Linked DNA regions of Homo sapiens: region 1 is linked to region 2. Evidence: read pairs that join two places in POLR2A ChIA-PET (ENCODE). Cell type or tissue: HepG2. All regions are shown on one strand. Links, peaks and the distances in the headings refer to the core of each region. The heading gives the core; the rest is flanking DNA. Region 1 overlaps SPAG9 (sperm associated antigen 9). Region 2 holds the start of LOC124904125 (small nucleolar RNA U13).

Evidence for each region. ChIA-PET counts read pairs that join two places held together with the same protein. Peaks named below come from ENCODE experiments on the same cell type or tissue, not always from the same donor. Only the 100,000 strongest peaks of a DNase experiment are listed, where the experiment ranks them.
Region 1: POLR2A ChIA-PET joins it to region 2 with 7 read pairs; 4 of 35 experiments call an interaction of 5 or more read pairs at or near these places.

What each region holds. Positions count from the first base shown.
Region 1 is chr17:50,989,253-50,997,593 of GRCh38, forward strand. SPAG9 (sperm associated antigen 9) reads right to left here. Exons shown (of 30, transcript NM_001130528.3): 16 at 7,313-7,442; 17 at 6,192-6,281; 18 at 5,805-5,972; 19 at 4,512-4,683; 20 at 1,198-1,416; 21 at 425-620. Among named protein-coding and RNA genes, the nearest start is that of TOB1-AS1, 130 kb to the left of the region's middle. In HepG2, for the core only: no CTCF peak of the experiment used is centred there; no DNase peak of the experiment used is centred there.
Region 2 is chr17:51,094,997-51,103,316 of GRCh38, forward strand. All of the region lies in intron 1 of SPAG9 (sperm associated antigen 9), which reads right to left. It overlaps LOC124904125 (small nucleolar RNA U13), which reads right to left and starts at 3,282; the gene lies at 3,178-3,282. RefSeq lists an enhancer at 3,603-4,103. In HepG2, for the core only: no CTCF peak of the experiment used is centred there; a DNase peak (open chromatin) is centred at 3,235.

The sequences.
Region 1 (8,341 bases), core at 89-8,088, 110 kb before region 2:
TTCAGTACAGTAACATGCTGTACAGGTTTCTAGCCTAGGAGCAATGGGCTATACCATATGGCCTAGGTGTGTGATAAGCCATACCATCTAGATTTGTGTAAATGCACTCTATGATGTTCACACAATGATGAAATCACCTAATGACACATTTCTCAGAACATATCCCCATTGTTGACTGATGCATGATTATACTTTTATAGATAAGATTTTTTTTTTAAATTGGAAGGTGTACAGAAGAAATGGGGGGGAATATCCAGCGAGAATGATGGAGCGGGAATACATGAAATTATCACAAGAATAGGTATCTTTTAATCCACCACAGTGACACTAATTAGTGGAAATCTTTTGACTGTTTGAGATTATTTTGGTTCCTTTTATTTGTGCACTTCACCCAGTTGCCTAAGTTGATGACCCATTATTATACCTCGACTGATACACTGGGGAGAGGTCTTCTGGGATCTGAACTCCCAAAGGATCTGTAAAGACATGCTCTGTGTAGACGCCAGTTTGGGAGATGTCCACTGTGTCTTCAGCTGACCCCGCATTCCCTTCTGTAGCTTCAGTTGCTTCTTCTGCTGTTGGAACATTTTCATCAACCTCACTATTTTCTGCTTCCATTTCTACAAAGTAAATAAAACACTATTCCAAGTCTGGGCTTTTCTCCTCCAATTATTTCCCCACACAAACCCCTGTTATAGAATTCCATTCCATCTACCCACTCCTTCACACTGTACCATGAAATTAAGAATTCTTCATTCCATTTAACAGTCATTACAGCATTTTTTTTTTTTTTGAGACAGAGTCTTGCTCTGTTGCCCAGGCTGGAGTGCGGCGGCGTGATCTTGGCTCACTGCAAGCTCCACCTCCCAGGTTCACGCCATTCTCCTGCCTCAGCCTCCCGAGTAGCTGGGACTACAGGCACCCGCCACCACGCCCGGTTAATTTTTTGTACTTTTTAGTACAGACAGGGTTTCACTGTGTTAGCCAGGATGGTCTTGATCTCCTGACCTCGTGATCCACCCGCCTTGGCCTCCCAGAGTGCTGGGATTACAGGCGTGAGCCACCACGCCCGGCCTACAGTATCTTCTTTCAAGTTCTTTCAACCTTGTTACTTAAGATCTAAATTAAGTCCATAATGAGGCATCTGAGTGTAGCCTTAGACTCTATACAGATGGCAGGTAAAGAGAATGGATATACCTGGTGGTTTATCCATCACTGGAGAAGCACCATTTGTACTAGGGGAAGTGGCAGCTCCCGTCACACCTTCTGCAGAACAACCAACCACTGTGATGCCTCCTAACAGGCTGTCTGTCTCTGCTGAGCTGTTGCTTGTCATACTTCCACATAAAGATGCTTTGTCTACCTGACCAGATTCTGAAAGATCTTCTCCTGCAGGGTAGTCTGTTTCTCGTGCACCTGAAAAATAAATCTTCTTGTAACAGCAAAGTAAACTTCTATAAATAACATTTTTTTTACTAAAACAATTACAGGTTTGAAATGAGAGTTATGCAGGTGAGATGTACAGGTAGTTGAATACAGGTAGCATTAAATTTACATAAACAAATCTTCACAATATGGGAAGGTAACTTAAAAAATTAAGAAAATACTTCTATTAACACAAGTGCAAATAAACATAAAAATGTCAGAAAATAAACTTTTTTTTTTTTTTTTTTGAGACAGAGTCTTACTCTGTCGCCCAGGCTGGAGTACAGTGGCATGATTCAGCTCACTGCAACCTCCGCCTCCTTGGCTTAAGTGATTCTCCTGCCTCAGCCTCCTGAGTAGCTGGGACTACCGGTGTGAGCCACCACGCCTGGCTAATTTTTGTATTTTTGGTAGAGACAGGGTTTCGGTATGTTGGTCAGGCTGGTCTTGAACTCCTGGCCTCAAGGGATCCACCAACCTCAGACAAGTCCTAGGATTACAGGTGCGAGCCACCACGCCTAGCCAGCTTCTGTTCTTAGTGAGCTCCTCAGCAGCCACAGGTTAAAAACAATCTATTATATCTGACAACATCAGCCAAAAAAAAATTCTTTTAAATCATCAAGACTACTGCTACTACTTGAAGTATAAGCTTCTATCCATTACTGTTAAAAATTAAATGCCCCAAGTATATAGGTTGATTAAGATATTAGTAAAACATTAAAAACTAAGCATTTATAATATAAAAATATTTACAATATAAAAATAAATCTCATTTTTTAATTTAGAAAATTGTTTTATTTATATCACACTAAAAACTTTTATTGCAGTAAAAATAATATATATATAAACAAAATTTGCCACTTTAACCATTTAAAAGTGTACAATTCAGTGGCACTAATATTTACAATATTGGCATTAATATTTATAACATTGTGTAGCCATCACCATTATTTTTTTTTTTTGGCGACAGAGTTTCACTCTTGTTGCCCAGGCTGGTGTGCAATGGTACAGTCTCGGCTCACTGCAACCTCTGCCTCCCAGGTTCAAGCAATTCTCCTGCCTCAGCCTCCCAAGTAGCTGCGATTACAAGCGCCTGCCACTGCACCTGGCTAATTTTTGTATTTTTAGTAGAAACGGGGTTTTACCATGTTGGCCAGGCTGGTCTCGAACTCCTGACCTCAGGTGATCCGCCCACCTCAGCCTCCCAAAGTGTCTGGATTACAGGTGTAAGCCACCATGCCAGGTCTTTTTTTTTTTTTTTTTTTTTTTTTTTTTAAAACACAGGGTCTTACTCCCATTGCCCAGGTGGGTGTGTAGTGGTGCAATCGTAGCTCACTGCAGTCTTGACCTCCCCGACTCAAGTTATCCTCCCGCCTCATTTTTTGATTTTTTGTGGAATGAGGTCTCACTATATTGCCCAGACTGGTCTCAAACTTCTGGGCTCAAGTGATCGTCCCACCTTGGCCTCTGAAAGTGCTGGGATTATGAGTGTGAACCTCCATGGCCGGCCTATTTCTAAAGCTTTTCCATCACCTCACACAGAAACTCTATGTTTTTATGAATGTGCCTATTCTAGATATCTCATATAAGCGGAATCATATAATATTTGTCCTTTTGTGTCCGACTTATTTCCTTTGGCATAGTGTTTCCAAGGTTCATCTGTGTTATAACATGTGTCAGAACTTCTACCTAGAGGATAATGTATTGTACTCTTAAAAATTTGTTAAGAGGGCTGGGCATCCCAATACTTCGGGAGGCCAAGGCAGGCAGATCACTTGAGCCCAGGAGTTCCAGACCAGCCTGGGCAACATGGTGAAACCCTGCCTACAAAAAGTACAAACAACTTAGCCAGGTGTGGTAGTGTGCGCCTGTGGTCCCAGCTACTTGGGAGGCTGAGCTGGGAGGATCACTTGAGCCCGGAAGGTCATGGCTGCAATGAGTACAATGAGTTGTGACTGCACCACTGCAATCCAGCCTGGGCAACAGAGTGAGGCCCTGTCTCAAAAAAACAAAAACAAAAATGTGTTAAGAGGGTAGATCTCAGGCTGGGTTCAGTGGCTCATGCCTGTAATCCCAGTACTTCGGGAGGACGAAGCGGGTGGATCACCTGAGGTCAGGAGTTCAAGACTAATCTGACTGCCCGGGGTGGTGGGTCACACCTGTAATCTCAGCACTTTGGGAGACCGAGGCGGGCAGATCACGAGGTCTAGGAGTTCGAGACCAACCTGGCCAATATGGTGACACCCCATTTCTACCAAAAATACAAAAATTAGCCGGGTGTAGTGGCTCGTGCCTGTAGTCCCAGCTACTTGGGAGGCTAAGGCAAAAGAATCACTTGAACCCAGGAGGTAGAGGTTGCAGTAAGCCGAGACGGTGCCACTGCACTCCAGTGTGAGTGACAGAGTAAGACTCCATCTCAAAAAAAAAAAAAAAAAAAGACTAGCCTGACCAACATGGTAAAACCCCGTCTCTAGTAAAAATGCAAACAATTAGCCGGGCGTGGTGGCAGGTGCCTGTAATTCCAGCTACTCGGGAGGCTGAGGCAGGAGAATCACTTGAACCTGGAAGGTGGAGGTTGCAGTGAGCCGAGATCATGCCATTGCACTCCAGCCTGGGTGACAGAGTAAGACTCTGTCTCAAAAAAAAAAAAAAAAAAAAAGTAGAACTCATATTAAGTATTCCACAATAAAATATAAAAAAGAACTTCATTCCTTTTTATGGCTGAATAATATTCCAACATATGGATATATCACATACACTTCTTTAATTTTTAAACTAATGTTTTAACATCACATAATGTTTAATCCAAAACTTTAGAAGACCTTTCCTTATTAATTAATCCAAACAGTCCTCTGGCTCCCAGTTATTTTCTCATATTCCCATTGTTTTATTTTCTTCACAGTATTTTTCACTACCTGAAAATATCTTCTTTATTCAATGGTTTCCAGTTTGTTTTTTAATCTTCCCTAACTAGAACATAAGCTTCATGACAGCAAGGTGCAGAACTGCATCTTCAGCTGCTACATCAGTGCCCAGCAGGTAGGTGGATGGAGGGGAGGGCAGAGAAACGCATGACTCACTCTTACCTGGCACACTTGCAATGCACAGAACATGAGAGTTGCAAACAGTGAAACTGTCTAGGATGTTGCCAGGTTGAACAGCATCAATAATAAGAACTTTTGTAGCCGAATGAGTGCTGGTACAGATCCAAACTAGACTGGATAATTCTTCTTGATTTTTTAACTCCTTCTGCTGTTCCTGTATAGGCAAAGGAGGAAAAATGTTTAAAACAATATGTATGTACAAATATTCATAAGGTGGTGCTGTTACAGTAAAAGGCAATACTATTTCAAATTTATTTCCAGATTATTTGGAAGGGTAAAAATACAACCACTGATGTGGTTTGGCTGCGTCCCTACCCAAAACTCAACTTGAATTGTATCTCCCCGAATTCCCACATGTTGTGAGAGGGACCCAGGGGGAGGTAATTTAATCATGGGGGCCAGTCTTTCCCATGCTATTCTCGTGATAGTGAATAAGTCTCACGAGATCTGATGGGTTTATTAGGGGTTTACACTTTTGCTTCTTCCTCATTTTCTCTTGCTGCCACCATGTAAGAAGTGCCTTTCATCTCCTGTCATGATTCTGAGGCCTCCCCAGAGGTTACCTATGTAAGCCCAATTAAACCTCTTTTTTCCTTCCCAGTCTCGGGTATGTGTTTATCAGCAGTGTGAATATAGACTAATACAACCACCTATCAATATTAATTAGTAGATGAAAAACTAGCAGTTAGGCTGGCACAGTGGCTCACGTCTGTAATCCCAGCACTTTGGGAGGCTGAGGTGGGAGGACTGCTTGAGGCCAGAAGTGTGAGACTAGCCTGGTCAACACAGTGAAACCCTCGTCTCTACAAAAAATAAAATTAGCCAGGTGTGGTGGTGTGGGTGTGTAGTCCCAGCTACTTGGGTGGCTGAAGTGGACAGATCACTTGAGTCCAGGAGGTTAACACTGCAGTGAGCCATGATCATGCCACTGCACTCCAGCCTATGTGATAGAGTGAGACTCTGTCTCTAAACAGCAACACAAAACTAACAGGTAAAGCAGAACAATGATAAAATGTTCCATTAGCTTGATCACTGTAGTGATTACATACGTGTACACATGTGTCAAAACTCTGACCTATACCCATTTCGAGTGCACACTTTATTGCATGTAAATTATACCTCAATATTTTAAAATTGATTTTAAAAGGGTGCTGAGGGACAGTAAGCCAGGGCATAGTAATCCCAATTAGAAGCTGGACCCAGAGGCAAATTTTGGATGAAAGAGTTAAACTCATAGTCTCATAAACCAGGTCAAATGTTAGTACACACACTTACCTTAAGTTCCTGATCTAACTTATCTAAACTACTCTGAGAGGCACTTCGCTGTTTACTGCCTTCTGTATCCAAACCAGCAACATCCTTGTAAAATACACTTGCTCCAACAACAGAACCACCATCTCTGGTCTTCCCACCAGATAAATTGACTCCAACAGCACACCACAGCTTCTCAGGTGAAAAAGAAAACAATATTAAGTCTAGAAATGTTTAGCATTTTCATGTTTTCTTAAAATAACTAATGGTTGTAAATACAGGTCTTATAACCTAATATTATAAAATGAACAATAACCTCACCATAGAAGTAATACTTATACTTTTTTGGTTTTAGAAAAAAAACTACCCAGAGTTTAGAAAACATCTCCTTTTAATTCACAATGAACTTACCTTCATTGATGTATCTTTTTCATCCAGAGGTCTGAGATAGACAGGCACAGGTAAATTTTTCATCTTATTTTCACCTTGACCATTGGTTACCTAATAATGGTGGAAGGAGGAGTGAAAAAGGCACATTAGTAAGCCTCATCAAAAGTGAACTTATTACAGATCCACTGAGACATGAGCAAGCACTGCTGTTATTTACTCCTTGAAATCAAGTTCAGGTTTTTTGTTTTTTTGTTTTTTTGAGACAGGGTCGCTCTACTGCCCAGGCTAGAGTGCAGTGGCTTGATCATGGCTCACTGCAGCCTCAATCTGTCAGGCTTAAGCGGTCCCCTCCCACCTCAGCCTCCAAGGTAGCTGGGACTACAGGCACAGGCCACCACACCCAGCTAATTTTTTAAATTTTTTGTAGAGATGAGGTCATGCTATGTTGCCTAGGCTGGTCTCAAACTCCCTGAGCTCAAGCCATCCTCCACCTTGGCCTCCCAAAGTGTTAGGATTATAGGCATGAGTCAATAACAGGCACCATGAGCCAATGACAGGCATCAGCCAATTTTGCCATTCTTATTTGAAAAACAGAAAAATCAAGTTGAGCAATTCAATAAACAGGATATAATGGGAGCTCAAAAAGAGGCTCTAATTCACACATATGTGCACACGTGCACATGCATATGTGTTTGTACATGAACATGTGAGTCTTTTGGGGTAGGAATTATGGAGTAGACAGATAAAATTCCTGAAGACCTGAACTTAATTTTAAATGAACAGTTTGAAAAGTTCCATGCCAATAATTTTTTCAACAATGATGCTGGTTTTTTAAAAAATGAAATCTTCAAATATTAAACCAGAATTGCTCTGGTTACAGCAGAGCGGGTACCTCAAACTCCATGCACTTAGCCACCCTTTATTGACTCCTCCCCCCCTCACAGACTCAGAGCATTTCATTTGAGTTCTACAGCTCTAGAAAACAGCCTGAAAACCACCACCCTCCATGCTTAAATGTGTGCCCAGTCCATGCGGCTGAGATGAGCAGGGCTGGGATGCGTACAGTGAATCCTTCATGCCCACGCACACTCAACTTGCCCTCTTCTTTCCTGCTGGATGCTCTTACCACATGTGCATATTACCTGTTTGTACTTCTGAGGCAGACTCCAGCCAAAAGCCTGCACTCTACCGTCTTCCTTCTGAACATGTGCTTTTACCTGACGATACTGCTCTCTCTTTTGTTCTCTGCGTGAGGCTAAACTAGCTTCAGTTCTAAAAGGAAAAAAGATTTTCCTAATTACATGAATACGTTTAATTACGTTTATCCCCAGTTTTATCTCTCCTCTGTCACTAAAACAGCAAAAACAACAAAAATTTACATGATTTCAAATTAGTTTATTTCAACTATAACAGCTCCTTAAAAAGTGTTATAATAGGCCGGGCACGGTGGCTCATGCCTGTAATCCCAACACTTTGGGAGGCCGAGGAGGGCAGATAGCCTGAGGTCAGGAGTTCGAGAGCAGCCTGGCCAACATGGTAAAACCCCGTCTCTGCTAAAAATACAAAAATTAGCCAGGCACGGTAGTGCGGACCTATAATCCCAGCTACTTGGGAGGCTGAGGCAGGAGAATCATTTGAACCCGGTGGAGGTTGCAGTGAGCCAAGATGGTGCCACTGCACTCCAGCCTGGGGGACAAGAGCAAAACTCCATCTCAAAAAACAAACAAACAAACAAACAAAGTGTTATACTAAAGCTGGTCTTTTTAAGTTTGTGCAGTGAATTCAGTGCCTAAGCTTTAACAGGTTACCAAGCAGCTTTGTTACATTAAATTGAATCATCAGCCACCAAATTTATATCAGGTTTCAGATGCTGGCCATATGAAAGGGGAAAATTCTTAAGTATGTTTGGCTTTTTTGTTGTTGTTGTTCATTCAACAAATATTTACTGAGAATATCCTAATGCCAGAAAACGTGCTAGAAGTGATTTAAAACTTGAGTAAATCAATATCTGCTTAGGAAGATTGATATAGGTTAGATTTTAGATCCCATTAACTTGTTTCAGAAAATAAAAATGCAAACTGATTTGGTAAACTTTGGAGTTATAAGGTAAAATATTATTAAAATGATTTTGAAAATAATTTGCCATTATTTTGGCCATTTAAATTTTCATA
Region 2 (8,320 bases), core at 1-8,000:
ATAAGAAGTGGTGGCCAGGCTGGGCGCGGTGGCTGACGCCTGTAATCCCAGCACTTCGGGAGGCCGAGGTGCATGGATCACGAGGTCAGGAGATCGAGACCATCCTGGCTAACACTGTGAAACCCCGTCTCTACTAAAAATACAAAAAAAATTAGCCGGGCGTGGTGGCGGGCACCTGTAGTCCCAGCTACCGGGAGGCTGAGGCAGGAGAATGGCAGGAACCCAGGAGATGGAGCTTGCAATGAGCCGAGAACTCGCCACTGCACTCCAGCCTGGGGGACAGAGTGAGACTCCATCTTTAAAAAAAAAAAAAAAAAAAAAAAAAAGTGGCAGCCAGGCACGGTGGCTCACGCCTGTAATCCCAGCACTTTGGGAGACTGAAGGGGCAGATCATGAGGTCAGGAGTTCAAGACCAGCCTGACCAACATGGTGAAACCCCGTCTCACTTGATCTTAGCCAAAGGCTGAGAAATGATGAAACCCCTTCTCTACTGAAAATACAAAAATGAGCCAGGCATGGTGGTGCGCACCTGTAGTTCCAGCTACTCGGGAGGCTGAGGCAGAAGAATCACTTGAACCTGGGAGGTGGAGGCTGCAGTGAGCCGAGATCATGCCACTGCACTCCAGCCTGGGCGACAGAGTGAGAATCCATCTCCAAAAAAAGAAAAAAATGTGTATATATATATATAGTGATATATATATAGTGATATATATAGTGATATATACATATAGTGATATATACATATAGTGATATATATATAGTGATATACATATAGTGATATATATAGTGATATACGTATAGTGATATATAGTGAGATATATATAGGGAGAGATATAGAGATATATAGTGATATATATAGTGATATATATATAGTGATGTGATATATATAGTGATATATACAGTGATATATATAGTGATATATATATAGTGATATATATAGTGATATAGTTATATATATAGTGATATATATATATAGTGATATATATATATATAGTGATATATATATAGTGATATATATATATAGTGATATATATATATAGTGATATATATATATAGTGATATATATATATATATAAAGTGGTTTCACACCTGTAATCCCAGAACTTTGGGAGGCTGAGGTGGGTGGATCATTTGAGGTTAGGAGTTCGAGACCGGCCTTGTCAACATGGTAAAACCCTGACTCTACTAAAAACACAAAAATCAGCCAGACATGGAGGAGGCATGCACTTGTAGTCCCAGCTACTTGGGAGGCTGAGGCAGCAGAATTGCTTGAACCCAGGAGGCGGAGGTTGCAGTGAGCCAAGACTGCTCCACTGCACTCCAGCCTGGGTGACAGAGTGAGACTCTGTCTCAAAAAAAAACAAAAAAAAGAAAGAAAGAAAGAAGTGGTTTCAACCACATCAGACAGGCAACAGAAACCAAAAAGTCTGATAGTGCAGGAAGTGTTGGCAAAGATACAAGAAAATAAGAAGTCTTTTATACTACTGATAGGAATATAAATCACTGCACTCCTTTGACAAGCAATGTTACCTTATCTAGTTAATTTTACAAATACATATCCTAAAACCTGGCATCCTATTTCTAAAATATATACTTTGAGAAGATCTTACATATGCACCGAATGTTACTACAACAACATTTGTAATATATAATGTGGTAATGAAGAATGGATAGTGGTATATTCATGTCATCGATGGAATACACAGCAGTTAAAAGGAAAGAATTAGATGCATATGTATATCAACATGGACAGATCAACAGGTAAAAAAAAATAAAATGCAAGATTATATAAGAATGTAACAGTGTGATATCGTGAAATACGTATTTGGTCTCTGACCCAGTTTCCTAACATATAATTCCTAAAATATAATTCCTAAAATCCTTAGAATCTCCAGAGAGATGTCTTTTTGTATGTTAATGGGTAGATTCATGGCTGGCAGCCCCTACATAGCTTAAGGATGGGAGCTGGTCATTGGAAAGACCAAAAGCATAATTAGAGGGTTAGGACTTTCAGCCCACCCCACACAACCTCCCAGGAGGGGAAAGGGGCTGAAGGTGAAGTTGATCACCAATGACCAATGGTTTCATACCTACGTAGTGACGCCTCCATAAAAACTCAAAAGAACAAGGTTGAGAGATCTTCCAGATAGCTGAACACATGGAGGTTCCTGCAGGGTGACATGTACAGGGAGGGCATGGAAGCTCTGCACCACTACCCCCATACCCTGCTTTACGCATCTTTTCATCTACATCCTTTGTAACAGTAAACATAACTGTTTCCCCAGGTTCTGCAAACCATTCAGCAAGTCAACTGAACCTGAGGAGGGGGTTGTGGGAACCCCAGTTTATAGCCAGTTGAGACTGTACTGGACACAGAGGATTCATCAAAAATAAAAGACAGTAGCTGGGCAAGGTGGCACATGACTGTAATCCCAGTGATTCGGAGGCTGAGGCAGGAAGACAGCTTGCACCCAGGAATTCAAGATCAGCCTGGGCAACACAGCAAGACCTTCATCTCATAAAGAAAAAAAATTATGGTATCTACATTATATACACACACACACATATACATATATATGTACATATATATACATGGCAGGTTGGTCAGAAGCACAGGTAAAATAACCTGAGGCTTGAGATTGGCATAAGTGTTGTCGGTAGTCTTGGGGACTGAGACCTCAAACTGTGGGATGTGACACTATCTCAAGTAGACAGTGTCAGTATTAAGTTAGATGACACCTAGCTGGTGCCTGATGCAGAACTGATTGCTTGCTGGTAGGGAAAAACACTCCCATATTTTTTTATTTGTTTGCTTTTTAAGATAGGGTCTCACTCTGTTGCCTGGGTTGGAGTGCAGGTGACACGATCCCAGCTCACTGCAACCTTGACCTTCAGGGCTCACTGCAACCTCGACCTTCAGGGCTCAAGCAATCCTCCTGCCTCAGCCTTCCAAGTAGTTGGGACTACAGGCACATGCCACCATGCTCAGCTAATTTTTGTATTTTTCTGTAGAGACAGGGTTTCATCATGTTGCTCAGGCTGGTTTCAAACTCCTGGGCTCAAGCAATCCACCTGCCTCAGCCTCCCAAAGCACTGGGATTATAGGCATGAGCCACTGCACCTGCCCTACCCCACATATTTGGTCACAGAAGTCTTCTGTGTTATGTGTGTTTTTTTTTTCAGGTCTGAGAATGTGCCAGTGTTGTAACAAGGTTCAAGGGTGGCATATCTCACACACCTGCATGAACACCCAATCACCATGCTCATGAACTACAAATACAGCGGGCTGATTGTTTTTGGTGTGAGAGCAGAAGACAGACAGTTCGTGGTTTTTTTTTTCCACTCTTAAGCAATGGTTTCTGAATTAGAGGGAAGGGTGAGACAGTTATAATCACAAACACCCTGAGTGATTTTTTTTTCCAAACACACAGGCCCTGCCTAGCAGCACTTCTTCCAACCAGTCTCACAAGCCTGTGGGGGTAAATGGGTTTTTACTTATTTATTTATTTATTTGAGACGGAGTTTCGCTCTTGTTGCCCAGGTTGGAGTGCAGTGGTGTGATCTCGGCTCACTGCAACGTCTGCCTCCAGGGTTCAACCGATTCTCCTAACTCAGCCTCCCCAGTAGCTGAGATTACAGGCATCTGCCACCACGCCAGACTAATTTTCTGTATTTTTAGTAGAGACGGGGTTTCTCTGTGTTGTCAGGCTGGTCTGAACTTCTGACCTCAGGTGATCCGCCCCCCTCGGCCTCCCAAAGTGCTGGGACTATAGGCATGAGCCACTGTGCCCAGCCGGATGGGTTTAAAGAATTGGTTACTTTGGGCCGGGCACAGTGGCTCACGCCAGTAATCCCAGCAATTTGGGAGGCCAAGGCGGGCGGATCACAAGGTCAGGAGATCAAGACCATCCTGGCCAATATGCTGAAACCCGGTCTCTACTAAAAATACAAAAATTAGCCGAGTGTGGCGGCGCTTGCCTGTGGTCCCATCTACTGGGGAGGCTGAGGCAGAAGAACTGCTTGAACCCAGGAGGCAGAGGCTGCAGTGAGCTGAGATAGTGCCACTGCACTCCAGGCTGGGTGACAGAGCGAGACTCCGTCTCAAAAAAAAAAAAAAAAAAAAGAATATGATGTACCATTACTACAGTGAAAATTGGCCAGGCGTGGTGGCTCACGCCTGTAATCCCAACACTTTGAGAGACCGAGGTGGGCAGATCACCTGAGGTCAGCAGTTTGAGACCAGCCTGACCAACGTGGAGAAACCCCGTCTCCAATAAAAATACAAAATCAGCCAGGCGTGGTGGCGCATTCCTATAATCCCAGCTACTTGGGAGGCTGAGGCAGGAGAATCGCTTGAACCCAGGAGGCGGAGGTTGCAGTGAGCCGAGATAGCGCCATTGCACTCCAGCCTGGGCAATAAGAGCAAAACTCTGTCTCAAAAAAAAAAAAAAAAAAGGAAAAAAAATACAGTGAAATAGTAGTATGTTCAAAGTAACTTGTGACGTCATCTCAGCATGCAAAAAGTTTCAGATTTTGAAGCATTTCAGATTTCACATTTTCAGACTAGGAATGCTCTACCTGTGTTATGATGTTTGCTACATCAGCCAAGTGATGCCTTACTAACTTTGTTACACAGTTATGTGCTTCTGTAGGTATATGGCCAACATCTTACATTTCTGACTTTAATTTACAGATCTTCAATCCTGACACTGTGGTTTTTGCTTCAACACTTGACTCTGTTATGAAAATATTCTTCTATTACTAAAAAAAAAAAAAAAAAAAAAAAAAAAAAACTAGAAATTGTTATCTTAAAAAAGACCCAGCCAGGCGCAGTGGCTCACGCCTGTAATCCCAGCACTTTGGGAGGCCGAGACAGGTGGATCACCTGAAGTCAGGACTTCGAGACCAGCCTGGCCAAAAAGACAAAACCTTGTCTCTACCAAAAATAAAAAAATTAGCCAGGCATTGTGGAAGGCACCTGTAACTCCAGCTACTCAGGAGCCTGAGGCAAGACAATCACTTGAACCTGGGAGGCGGGAGTTGCAATGGACCGAGATTGTGCCACTGCACTCCAGCCTGAGCAACAGAGTGAGACTCTGTCTCCAAAAAAATAAAAATAAAATAAGGGTAAATAAGCACTTTGCACTTAAATGTTTCTTCAGTAAGCCAAGATAACAAACTTTAATGCTTGAGACATTTAATTTGGCTGCTGAGAATTCTGTTTAATTCCTGGCCCTTGGCTAGGTTAAGGATGGTTAAAACTGAGCCAATTATGGACTGAATTCCTATCCCAAGATAAAAGTATTTTTTAAAGAGTTAAAACTAGGGTCAGGCACAGTGGCTCACACCTATAATCCCAGCACTTTGGGAGGCCAAGGTGGGCAGACTGCTTGAGCCCAGAAGTTTCAGACCAGCCTGGGCAACATGGTGAGATCCTGTCTCTACAAAAATTACAAAAATTAACTGGACATGGTGGTGTCTGGCTTGATGCCTATAATACTTGTGACAGTACCTACAGTACCTGCTACTTGGGAGGCTGAGGTGGAAGGATCACATGAGACTGAAGTCAAGGCTGCAGTGAGCCATAATCGTGCCACTGCACTCCAGTCTAGGACAGAGAGACCCTGCCTTCAAAAAAAAATGGCCAGGTGCAGTGGCTCACATCTGTAATCTGGTACTTTGGGACGCCAAGGCGGGAGGATCAACTGAGGTTGGGAGTTCCAGACCAGCCTGACTAACATGGAGAAACCCCCTCTCTACTAAAAATACAAAATTAGCCAGGCATGGTGGTGCATGCCTGTAATCCCAGCTACTTGGGAGGCTGAGGCAAGAGAATCGCTTGAACCTGGCGGGGCAGAGGTTGCGGTGAGCCAAGATTGCGCCATTGTACTCCAGCCTGGGCAATAAGAGCAAAACTCCGTCTAAAAAAAAAAAAGTTAAAACTAAACAAAGCCAAAAATGAGTGTGTAATTTCTGCCAAATGTGTCCAAATTACATCAAACAAGTTCAAATGGACTATTTTCACAGAGAAACCATAGGCAATCGTCTTTTTAAAAGTGACCCTTATGGGGCTGGGCATGGTGGCTCATGCCTGTAATCCTAGCATTCAGGGAGGCCAAGGCAGGTGGATCACGAGGTCAAGAGATCAAGACCATCCTGGCCAACTTGGTGAAACACCGTCTCTACTAAAAATACAAAAATTAGCTGGGCTTGGTGGCGCACACCTGTAGTCCCAGCTACTTGGGAGGCTGAGGCAGGAGAATTGCTCAAACCCAGGAGGCAGAGGTTACAGTGAGCCGAGATCGCACTACTGCACTCCAGCCTGAGTGACACTGTGAGATTCTGTCTCAAAAAAAAAAAAAAAAAAAAAAAAAATTACCTTTCTGGTTTGATGCTACACTTTGAAAAAACTGCTTAACCTTTAAAAAGGTATTTGTTTTGCCATCATCTGATGCCTGGCAAAAAATAAAAATAGAAAACAAACAAACAAAAAAGGTATTTGTTTCTGACAGGTAGCAGTAACAAAATGTGGCTAGGCTAGAACAGGTAACTGAAAGAAAATTCAAAATTGAGGAGTACATAATTAAAACTAGAAATTTGATTTATACCATAATAGTCCTTTTTTTTTTGAGGGGGACAGGGGAGGGATGGAGTTTCACTATTGTTGCCCAGGCTGGAGTGCAATGGTGCAACCTCAGCTCACTGCAATCTCCACCTCCCAGGTTCAAGCAATTCTCCTGTCTCAGCCTCCGGAGTAGCTGGGATTATAGGCACCCGCCACCATGCCTGGCTAATTTTTTGTATTTTTAGTAGAGACGGGGTTTCACCATGTTGGCCAGACTGTTCTCAAACTCCTGACCTCAGGTGATCTGCCCTCCTTGGCCTCCCAAAGTGCTGGGATTATAGGCATAAGCCACCGCGCCTGGCCTATACCATAATAGTCTAGCACAGGCTTTTAACCAACATGGATTTCCACGCCCCCAAAAATAATTGTTTATTTTTCTTTAGAACAAATGTTTTCTTCAGAAATAAATGTTGTTTTACTCACCATTTTATCTGTTACTCTAAGGTACTGCTGAATCCTGATTAGAAAGGTCTAACATGGGCCATGCACAGTGGCTCACATTTGTAATCCTAGCATTTTGGGAGGCCAAGGTGGGCGAACTGCCTGAGCTCAGGAATTTGATACCAGGCTGAGCAACATGGTGAAACCCCGTCTCTAAAATACAAAAAACATAAAATACTAAAATACAAAAAATTAGCCAGGCATGGTGGCACACGCCTGTAGTCCCAGCTACTTGGAAGGCTGAGGCACGAGAATCGCTTGAACCTAAAGGCCAGAGGTTACAGTGAGCCAAGATCATGACTCTTCACTCCAGCCTGGGTGACAGTGTGAGACTCTGTCTGCAAAAAAAAAAAAAAGAAAAGAAAAAAATAGAAATGTCTAACATAAGAGAAGAAACGAAGAGTTAAAATTAAGTTTTGGCACTTAATCTTCATTTGTATGGAAATTTTTTTTTTTTGAGGTGGAGTCTCGCTCTGTCACCCAAGGCTGCAGTGCAGTGGCATGATCTTCATTCACTGCAACCTCCACCTCCTGGGTTCAAGCGATTCTCCTGCCTCAGCCTCCCCAGTAGCTGAGATTACAGGTGTGCACCACCACACCTGGCTAATTTTTTGTATTTTTAGTAGAGATGGGGTTTTACCATGTTGGCCAGGCTGGTCTCGAACCCCTGACCTCAAATAATCTGCCCAACTCGGCCTCCCAAAGTGCTGAGATTACAGGCATGAGCCACTGCACCTGGCATTATTAATATTATCACTGTTATTTTTAGAGATGGGGTCTCGCTATGTTGCCCAGCTGGCCTTGAATCCTGGGCTCAATCTCTTGAGTAGCTGGGACTTCAGGCGTGTGTTGCTATACCCGGCTTGAATTCCTACAATACTTCTGAAAGTAATTCCAATGATCTTAACATTTAGATTTTTTAAATGCATAAATATTTACAGAATAGTAAGTATAAGGCAATGTAGGTAAAGTGTCTGAAATAAGTCTGAAATAATTATACCCAGGAGAAGTCATGGTTTTTCTGTATATGCAAAAGTGAAAGGACTTATTGAAAAACTTTTTGGAAGTTTTAGCATAACTTGGCACCAGAAGTAGGAACGATAATTTGAATGCACAAAGAGAACTTTAAATGGTTAGTCTTAGCAATTTGACCTTTAGCATATCCATCCATCCAACCAACAAATTTCTGTTAATTATCTACTGCATCCTAGTTGGTGGGAGAATAAAAGCAATAGGTTAGTTTGACACAGCGCT